3 separate regions of the Homo sapiens genome follow, and all the other regions are linked to region 3. The links are chromatin contacts, found by Hi-C or POLR2A ChIA-PET in ENCODE. All regions are on one chromosome and are shown on one strand. The core of a region is the stretch at or near the end of the contact, and the rest is flanking DNA. Distances in the headings are between cores, read along the strand shown. Region 1 holds the start of ATXN2-AS (ATXN2 antisense RNA). Region 2 holds the start of C12orf76 (chromosome 12 open reading frame 76). Region 3 holds the start of PPP1CC (protein phosphatase 1 catalytic subunit gamma).

Region 1 (2,700 bases), core at 31-2,530, 860 kb before region 3:
TGGTAGAGACGGGGTTTCACCATGTTGGCTAGGCTAGGTTAATTTTTAAAGGGTTTTGCAATGGTCCCTTGATCTACTTTTTACCTTAGATGGGAAATAAAACTGATTTCCTACATTGGCAGAATACAATGATCATTTTTGCCTGGACTATCTAGGAGGTTAATTTCAGTTGGACTACTGAAAACTGCTGGTTCAATCATTCTCCACGTTTATCTAAGTCTTTACCTTTATCTGGACAGTTCTAGGACATTGAGGGGAATTTTGGTGTTTCTTCCCCTATTATTTCCTGAAGTCATTTCACTTTAAAAAACAATAGATTCACTGCTCAAAAAAAAAAAAAAAAGTTACCTACTTTCTACTTGCTTCCAGTTTAACTGCAACACATTTTAAAAAGAGTCTACTGTGCTGGCTGGGTAAGTTAAATTAAAACTTCTAAAGGGTCCAAGGTCTAAAGTTCGCACATTGTTTTGAGGTCGGCTCTGTCTCTACCGAGGGAGATCCCATTATCCGTAGTTCTACCAGTCCCAATCCCATATATTTCCTTTAGAATCTCATGAATGAGGAAAAAGAAGTTCAAGTGAGGGAACATAGGTTCAAATGAAGGTCAGATACCTAAAAGAGTTTTCTGGTGACTGTGCGCGGCTGGGGTGGAAAAAGTGGGGAAAAGGTACCCAGATGTGGGTGGCCCCGGAGGGTTGCTCCACTCCAGCCCCGGCAGGGCAGGACAGCGCGGCCTGCCTGGTAGATGCCCCGAGCCACTGGAGCGCCTACTGTGTGGCGGGCGGGGGACGGCAGGAAAACGGCAGGATGCTGTGTCCCCTGAATCTGGCAGGGTTCTAGGTGCTTTACACGTAGCAAGACACATTCTCCGCCCCAAGGCACTCGCAGTCAGTCCATTTTCTGGGTTGCATCAGGTGGGGGCAAACTAGGTCCCCGCAGAAGTGAAGATGCTGAAGGAATACAGTAGGAGAAGAAATGCTTCTCTCCTGTCCTCCACACCAGGCAGGCCCCAGAGGCTGAGACCGACACGCCCTCCCCGAAGGGCAGACCCGCCTTGAGGAAGGCGGATCCGGGTAGGGACCGCCGCCTGGCCCTCACCCGACCCCCGAGAAAGCAACCCAGCGCGCCGCCCGCTCCTCACGTGTCCCTCCCGGCCCCGGGGCCACCTCACGTTCTGCTTCCGTCTGACCCCTCCGACTTCCGGTAAAGAGTCCCTATCCGCACCTCCGCTCCCACCCGGCGCCTCGGCGCGCCCGCCCTCCGATGCGCTCAGCGGCCGCAGCTCCTCGGAGTCCCGCGGTGGCCACCGAGTCTCGCCGCTTCGCCGCAGCCAGGTGGCCCGGGTGGCGCTCGCTCCAGCGGCCGGCGCGGCGGAGCGGGCGGGGCGGCGGTGGCGCGGCCCCGGGACCGTATCCCTCCGCCGCCCCTCCCCCGCCCGGCCCCGGCCCCCCTCCCTCCCGGCAGAGCTCGCCTCCCTCCGCCTCAGACTGTTTTGGTAGCAACGGCAACGGCGGCGGCGCGTTTCGGCCCGGCTCCCGGCGGCTCCTTGGTCTCGGCGGGCCTCCCCGCCCCTTCGTCGTCCTCCTTCTCCCCCTCGCCAGCCCGGGCGCCCCTCCGGCCGCGCCAACCCGCGCCTCCCCGCTCGGCGCCCGCGCGTCCCCGCCGCGTTCCGGCGTCTCCTTGGCGCGCCCGGCTCCCGGCTGTCCCCGCCCGGCGTGCGAGCCGGTGTATGGGCCCCTCACCATGTCGCTGAAGCCCCAGCAGCAGCAGCAGCAGCAGCAGCAGCAGCAGCAGCAGCAACAGCAGCAGCAGCAGCAGCAGCAGCAGCCGCCGCCCGCGGCTGCCAATGTCCGCAAGCCCGGCGGCAGCGGCCTTCTAGCGTCGCCCGCCGCCGCGCCTTCGCCGTCCTCGTCCTCGGTCTCCTCGTCCTCGGCCACGGCTCCCTCCTCGGTGGTCGCGGCGACCTCCGGCGGCGGGAGGCCCGGCCTGGGCAGGTGGGTGTCGGCACCCCAGCCCCCTCCGCTCCGGGCCCGGCGTCCCCTCCCCCGCGGCCCGCGCCGCCGTCCCCGCCCCGTGACCCGCCGGGCTACCCGGGGTGGGCTGGGGGCCGGCAGCGCGGGGGAGACTCGCTCGGGCCTGAGCCCCGAGGCTCGGCCGGTGGGCGCAGCCGGGGTCCTCTGGGATTGTCAGGCCTGTCCAGCCTCCCGCAGCATCCCCGCCCCCTCCCCCGGCGGTCAAGATGGAGGGAGCGGGCGGCCTCCCCTCCCCACGCGTGTTGGGAGGGGTTCTCGGGTAGCGGCGATGGTCAGCCCCGGCTCCCCCTTCCGCACGATCCTCCGCCCGCAGCGTGGGGATGCTCGGGCAGCTCCTCCACTCCCGGTTTAGGTGTGAACGTTGGAGGGGTCTGGAGGCTGTGGTGGCGTTTTCCGGAACATGTCCCCCTCCATGGGGGACATCTCTGGAGGGGAGAAGTTAGGGCCGCGTCCCCCGTGCCGGTTAAAGGGGTAGGCACCGGGCTCCTCCGGAATCATCAGGGTCTGTCGGGGCTCTCTCCCCGCCCCCTCCGAGTCCTGGGAAAGATCGGAGGACGGGGTGGAGACAAGTGGGCCTTGGCCCCCGCACCCCTCTGCGTTCGTGTCCGAGGCGGCGGCGGGGGCTCCCGAACTCCCCTGAAATCGTGGGGCTCCATGTGGCCTCCGG
Region 2 (2,700 bases), core at 127-2,626, 690 kb after region 3:
CATGCACCAGTGGTAAGAGAGAAACAGAACAGGGCAGGGAGTTTCACAACGTTCTTCTATACAATGTCTGGAATCTATGAATAACATCGGTTTCTAAGTTATGAGTTGATTTTTAGCTACTGGGTGTGAGGCCTCTGAGCCCAAGCCAAGCCATCGCATCCCCTGTGACTTGCACGTATACATCCAGATGGCCTGAAGTAACTGAAGATCCACAAAAGAAGTAAAAATAGCCTTAACTGATGACATTCCACCATTGTGATTTGTTTCTGCCCCACCCTAACTGATCAATGTACTTTGTAATCTCCCCCACCCTTAAGGTACTTTGTAATCTCCCCCAACCTTAAGAAGGTTCTTTGTAATTCTCCCTACCCTTGAGAATGTACTTCGTGAGATCCACCCCTGCCCGCAAAACATTGCTCTTAACTTCACCGCCTATCCCAAAACCTGTAAGAACTAATGATAATCCACCACCCTTTGCTTACTCTCTTTTCGGACTCAGCCCGCCTGCACCCAGGTGAAATAAACAGCCATGTTGCTCACACAAAGCCTGTTTGGTGGTCTCTTCACACACGTTTGGTGGTCTCTTCACACACATGAAACTGGGTTTAGGCCAGGCAGGCCCAGGCCTGGTTTCGGGCCTGGCGCCGGGCTGCCCGTCTTTGGTTTCACTTCCTTGTTGTTTCTTCTTAAAACAGGTACTGAGTATAAAACAATATAAAACAAAATGAGAGGGTCTCTCTCTCCCCCAGTCTCTGGGACAGAGCAGAGAGCAAGAACAAAATCGCTGTGCTCGTGGACTTTACATGCTAGGGCGGAGCAGGTCCTCAGAAAATCATCAAATGTACGTTAAATGTATAAGGTAAATGGTGATGAGTCTAAAGTGAATGGGGGGAATGGAAGAGAACGAAGGTAGGGAGAATGTACATTAAGGGAAAGGGAGGGTTGCAATTTTAGAAAAGGATGTCTGGGCAAGGGCTCCCTGAGAAGATGGCATTTGTACTATAGAAACACAGTATCTATTTTCCAGGCCCGTAATGAAGGTTTAATAAGAAAATGCATGGATTCGTAAAAAATCTTCAATAGGCCCCAAATGGACCTACAAGACCTCGACCCCAATGGATGAGGGAACGCTAACCACAGCAGAACGGTAATCGCGGCGAACGTTGGCACAGACGGAAAGTTGATCTGAACGGAAAGTTGGTCCGGGGGAAACATTAGTTATTGAGGAACGTTAATCCGGAACAAATCTTAGGCAGAAGCGGAACTTAGACCAGGACGCACAGTTACCATGGCAATGACGCGCGCCCTAAGGGCGGTGGCAGCGACGCAGAGAGACCTGGGAGGAGACAGAGGCAGGGCTTGCGACGGAAGTGGCCTCTCTGCTTCTGCAGGGCTGGGGAAGATGCTGCGTCCAGCGTTACCGTGGCTGTACCTTGGCCTCTGCAGCCTCCTGGTGGGGGAGGCAGAGGCCCCGAGCCCCGTGGATCCGCTGGAGCGGAGCCGGCCGTACGCGGTGCTGCGAGGGCAGAACCTGGGTGAGCGGCCCTCGGGCTGGCGGGCGGCGGGTAGTGCCTGAGCTTTCACTGCTCCGGGTGCTGGAGCCGGGCATGTACGGAGCGGACAGGGGATAGAGTGGGGAGATGGGTGAGTGCGGGGGGTGCAGGTGAGGCCCCTCAGGGGGCCCCGAGACTCCCTCTCCAAAAGCCTGGGGCAGAAGGCCTGAACTTTGCCTCTCAGCAAGTGCTCAATATGTGCCAGAACCTTCGCCTCCCAGGTTCAAGCAATTCTCCTGCCTCAGCCTGCCGAGTAGCTGGGATTACAGGCGCACACCACCACACTTGGCTAATTTTTGTATTTTTAGTAGAGATGGGGTTTCACTATGTTGGCCAGGCTGGTCTCAAGCCTGGCATGGTGTCCAGTAAGCTCTCAATATGTACTGCTTGCCCATGAATGAACTGCAATCGGGAGACCTGGGTCTCATTCTGGGTCCTCTCCTCTCTGGCAGTGTGGGCTCAGGCTAGGCAACAAGGCACATCATTTACCCCACCCCTCTTCTTTCCCAGAGGAGCCAGTATTTATTGCAAAAATGATAACAGTTTTTGAGCATTTCCTACATCCCATGTCTTGTGCTACGCACTTTGTATACGCGAATTCATTTGAGCCTTACAATAACTTAATGAGAAACGTACGGTTTGCAGCCCTTTTTTTTTCTTTTACAATAGTGTCTCCTCTGTCACCCAGGCTGGAGTGCTGTGGCACGATCTTGGCTCACTGCAGCCTCGGCCTCCTGGGTTTAAGTGATCCTGCCACCTCAGCATCCCGGGCGAGTAGCTGGGACTACAGGCGTGCACCACCACACCTGGCTCATTTTGTTGTTGTTGTTGTTTACTTTTTGTAGAGGTGGGGGTCTCGAACTCTTGGGCTCAAGCAATCCTCCTGCCTCGGCCTCCCAAAGTGTTGGGATTACAAGTGTGAGCCACCGCACCTGATGTTGCAGCTCTATTTTTCAGATAAGGAAAATGAAACTCAGAGAAGTGAAGTTATTTGCCCAAAGTTACATAGCTAGGAAATGATGAGGCCAATACTAGAACCTGTTTGGGGGCTTGAAACATAAGTTGTGGGAGGATATCTTCAACACACACACACGCTGCGTAAATATGTGTGTGTGCATGGCTTTGGCTTTGGAAGGAGTTCTGGAAC
Region 3 (2,700 bases), core at 90-2,589:
GTGGACAGAGCTGTAGCAGGGGAAAGTGAGTTAGTGCCTGAGGAAAGTGGATCGATAGGCTGAGTTCTGAAACTCAAGGGCCCTGCACCAGTAGCGAGGGGGCCCAAGTAAGGGGACATGGAGCCCGCACCCTGAGGACATTGCTTTGGAAGAGGATGCCTGGGTGGTGCAATTACCTCGTGGCATACTGAGATGGGGATTCGTGCATCCTGCACGCCTTGGGAAACAAAATGAATTTCTCGGAGAGAGGGGGCTTTGCAAAATGTAAAGCGCTGCAGGAAGCAACGTACATGGAAAGGTCAGGAAAGAGAGCCGATCTGTTTGCTGAGTGTGGGCTGTACTTCCAAACCCAGCCAAAGTCGACGCGCAGCCCCTGGAGGTGGCACAGTTTGGGGGCCCCTTGGATAGGAGTGCCCTCGGGGAGGCTGGGAAGCCAGAGAGGAATGGGCCAAAGTTTCTTCGGGTGTCTGCAGAACCCAGGACCGCCCGCGCAGCTTGCATCTTCTCTTCCCGCCCCCGGCCTGCACGCGTGAAATCTGCAAATTCCCCTTTTAACTGCTGCACGCGCTCGTTCAACTTTGCCCTGGCTAGAATCGGGATAACCGTCCCGATGATTACATAACTTTCCGAGTTCAGGGAAGATAAATCCAAGGGACAGAAATGATAAAATTTTCTTTGAGTATGGATTTTTTACCCCTAAAGTTACAGAAGTGCACAAAAAATATATATACAAATACCCATATACCCACCACTCACAATGAGTTAACTGTTACATTTTGACTTATCTGAAAGAGGGTTTTTTCTTTTTAGTTACCAAATAAACCTTTCTCTTGTCCCAAGTTCCAGTATATCTGAATCCAAAATAAGTCAACCTTCTTTTCTTTATTATTCTTTTCCATCCTCACCCCAGATTTATCTTAAAGGGTAAGTTCCAGGACCCCCGAAATCCCTCGGTGAGCTCCCACCTGTCCAGGTCTGCAAACATCTAGACTCAATGCACAAGATCCGGCGATGGCCGCAACCGGCGGTGTGCACAGCTGCATTTCCTCCCCCAGCCCCAACTCCCGCGTGCAACTTTGCAACTCTCGCTCGGGCCCGGCATTGGGGGCGGGCCTATTTACTCGGCCCGTTTGGCGGAAGGATCCCATGCGGGGACGCGGTTGCGCTCAGCCATCTGCGCCCCGCCCAGCGCCCGGGCCCCGCCCCCTCCAGCGCCCGGGCCCCGCCCCCTCCCGCGCCCCCTATGGCCCATAAAGAAGTCCCGGCCGGGCCGCTGCACTCCCCGCGCGCATCCGTGCGCCGCCCGAGGCTGTCTAAGGAGTCGGCGGCCATTTTGTTCTTCTCGTGGTTCCAGTGGGGAGAGAAGGAGGAAGTAGGGAGCGGGGTGGCAGGGGGGGGACCCGCCGCGGCTGCTGCCACCGCCGCCACCACCGCCTCTGCTCGTGGCGTGGGAAAGGAGGTGTGAGTCCCGGGCGCGAGCCGGCGGCGGCGCCGCTGCGGGAGGGTCGGCGGTGGGAAGGCGATGGCGGATTTAGATAAACTCAACATCGACAGCATTATCCAACGGCTGCTGGAAGGTAAGGGGGGCGGCGGGCGGCTGAAGGGGGAGGCGGGCCTGAGGGCGGCAGGCGGCCCCGGGGGCTCGAGGGAGGGGAGTTGGGAGGCCGGTTGGGCTTGCAGCACCGTGGGGAGTGAGCTCCTCGAGTTGGCCCACGGGCCGGGGACTGCAGCCGGAGGGAGGCCAGCCCGGGATTCCCAACTTGTCGCCAGCTGCGGACCCTCCAGGCTCCGCTCATTCATTGCACGAGGATGCAGGCTTCCTCCCGGCCGTGGAATTTGAAAACTCCGCTCCCCACCCCCACGTTTCCCGCCCCTACCCGTTTGCCCCCGCGCACTGGACGGGTCTTTGGAGCGATGGTTGGGGATCCCAGTCCAGCCTCCTGGACGACGTGTGCCGTGCTGTGCGAGATGGACTTTTCGGTGCTCGTCCTCTCGGAAGGCAGTTTGATGAGGGCATGAGTTCCGCCGGGTTTGGGGGCTCTTTTCCTGCTTGCTTTTATTTTTATTTTTCGTGGTTCTGGGGTCTTGGGGGGCCCATTTCTTGTTACTTGGTAACAAGCGTTCATGTCTCAAGAGGTGTGAGAACCTGTCTTCGCCTGCCCTCCAAATCCTTTTAAGTTGTTCTAATCTTGGAGAGGTCTCCGCGCTCTTTTCCTGAGCGTGCATCTGAAGAGGAAGCCAACGAGGCTGACGCTATCATTATCTTTCCAATGTGCCAGGCTCTGTCTTAAGCACTTTGCGTCCATGAATTATTACTGTAATCATAACTGACGCTTCTAAAGCGCTTACTGTGTGTCAGGCATTCTTTGAGCACTTAAGACAGATTTCATTTAATTCTCCCACCCATTGCAAGATATTTGCAATTTTTTTTGTTTTTGTTATTTTACAGAAGAAACTGAGATGAAGTCACTTAACCAAGGTCACACAGTTAGTGACAGTTGGATTTCAAATCCACATAGCCGGGAGCTAGAACCCTCTACAGACAACACTGTCACCTTATGTAGGAAGGAAGGTGGCCAGTGGTTAAGTAAAGGTTAATAGAAAGCTTTAAATTTCGGCTCATCTAAGACTTGTGAGGTGCCTGGCAATTGATTCATGTTGATGTGGGAGAGGGGCGAGGTTCAGCTTTTAAAGACGGAA

The links. Hi-C counts contacts between places; a loop is a spot of excess contacts on that map. ChIA-PET counts read pairs that join two places held with the same protein, here RNA polymerase II (POLR2A). Pooled maps may share reads with other maps.
Region 1: a map of CD8-positive, alpha-beta T cell shows a loop between it and region 3 (13-fold over the local background). The contact joins the promoter of ATXN2-AS here to the promoter of PPP1CC in region 3. A Hi-C loop is called at or near these places in 4 of 168 maps with a recorded cell type or tissue (CD8-positive, alpha-beta T cell, chondrocyte and naive thymus-derived CD4-positive, alpha-beta T cell), 1 of 37 single-sample maps with no recorded cell type and 16 of 50 pooled maps. POLR2A ChIA-PET finds 5 or more read pairs at or near these places in 1 of 52 experiments (AG04450).
Region 2: a loop to region 3 is called in a map of naive thymus-derived CD4-positive, alpha-beta T cell, with 14 times the contacts of the local background. The contact joins the promoter of C12orf76 here to the promoter of PPP1CC in region 3. A Hi-C loop is called at or near these places in 1 of 168 maps with a recorded cell type or tissue (naive thymus-derived CD4-positive, alpha-beta T cell), 1 of 37 single-sample maps with no recorded cell type and 7 of 50 pooled maps.

Annotation. Positions count from the first base shown.
Region 1 is chr12:111,598,078-111,600,777 of GRCh38, reverse strand. It overlaps ATXN2-AS (ATXN2 antisense RNA), which reads right to left and starts at 1,280. Exons shown (of 2, transcript NR_146497.1): 1 at 1,225-1,280; 2 at 523-950. It overlaps ATXN2 (ataxin 2), which reads left to right and starts at 1,463. Exons shown (of 25, transcript NM_001372574.1): 1 at 1,463-1,994. The coding sequence starts at 1,744. RefSeq lists an enhancer at 729-958 and silencers at 1,419-1,728, 1,789-1,958, 2,049-2,098, 2,689-2,700.
Region 2 is chr12:110,047,198-110,049,897 of GRCh38, reverse strand. C12orf76 (chromosome 12 open reading frame 76) reads left to right here and starts at 1,376. Exons shown (of 2, transcript NM_001389625.1): 1 at 1,376-1,535. The coding sequence starts at 1,403. RefSeq lists an enhancer at 428-687 and a silencer at 1,608-1,667.
Region 3 is chr12:110,741,530-110,744,229 of GRCh38, reverse strand. It overlaps PPP1CC (protein phosphatase 1 catalytic subunit gamma), which reads left to right and starts at 1,339. Exons shown (of 7, transcript NM_002710.4): 1 at 1,339-1,577. The coding sequence starts at 1,523. RefSeq lists enhancers at 1-344, 1,106-1,614 and silencers at 1,109-1,248, 1,409-1,468.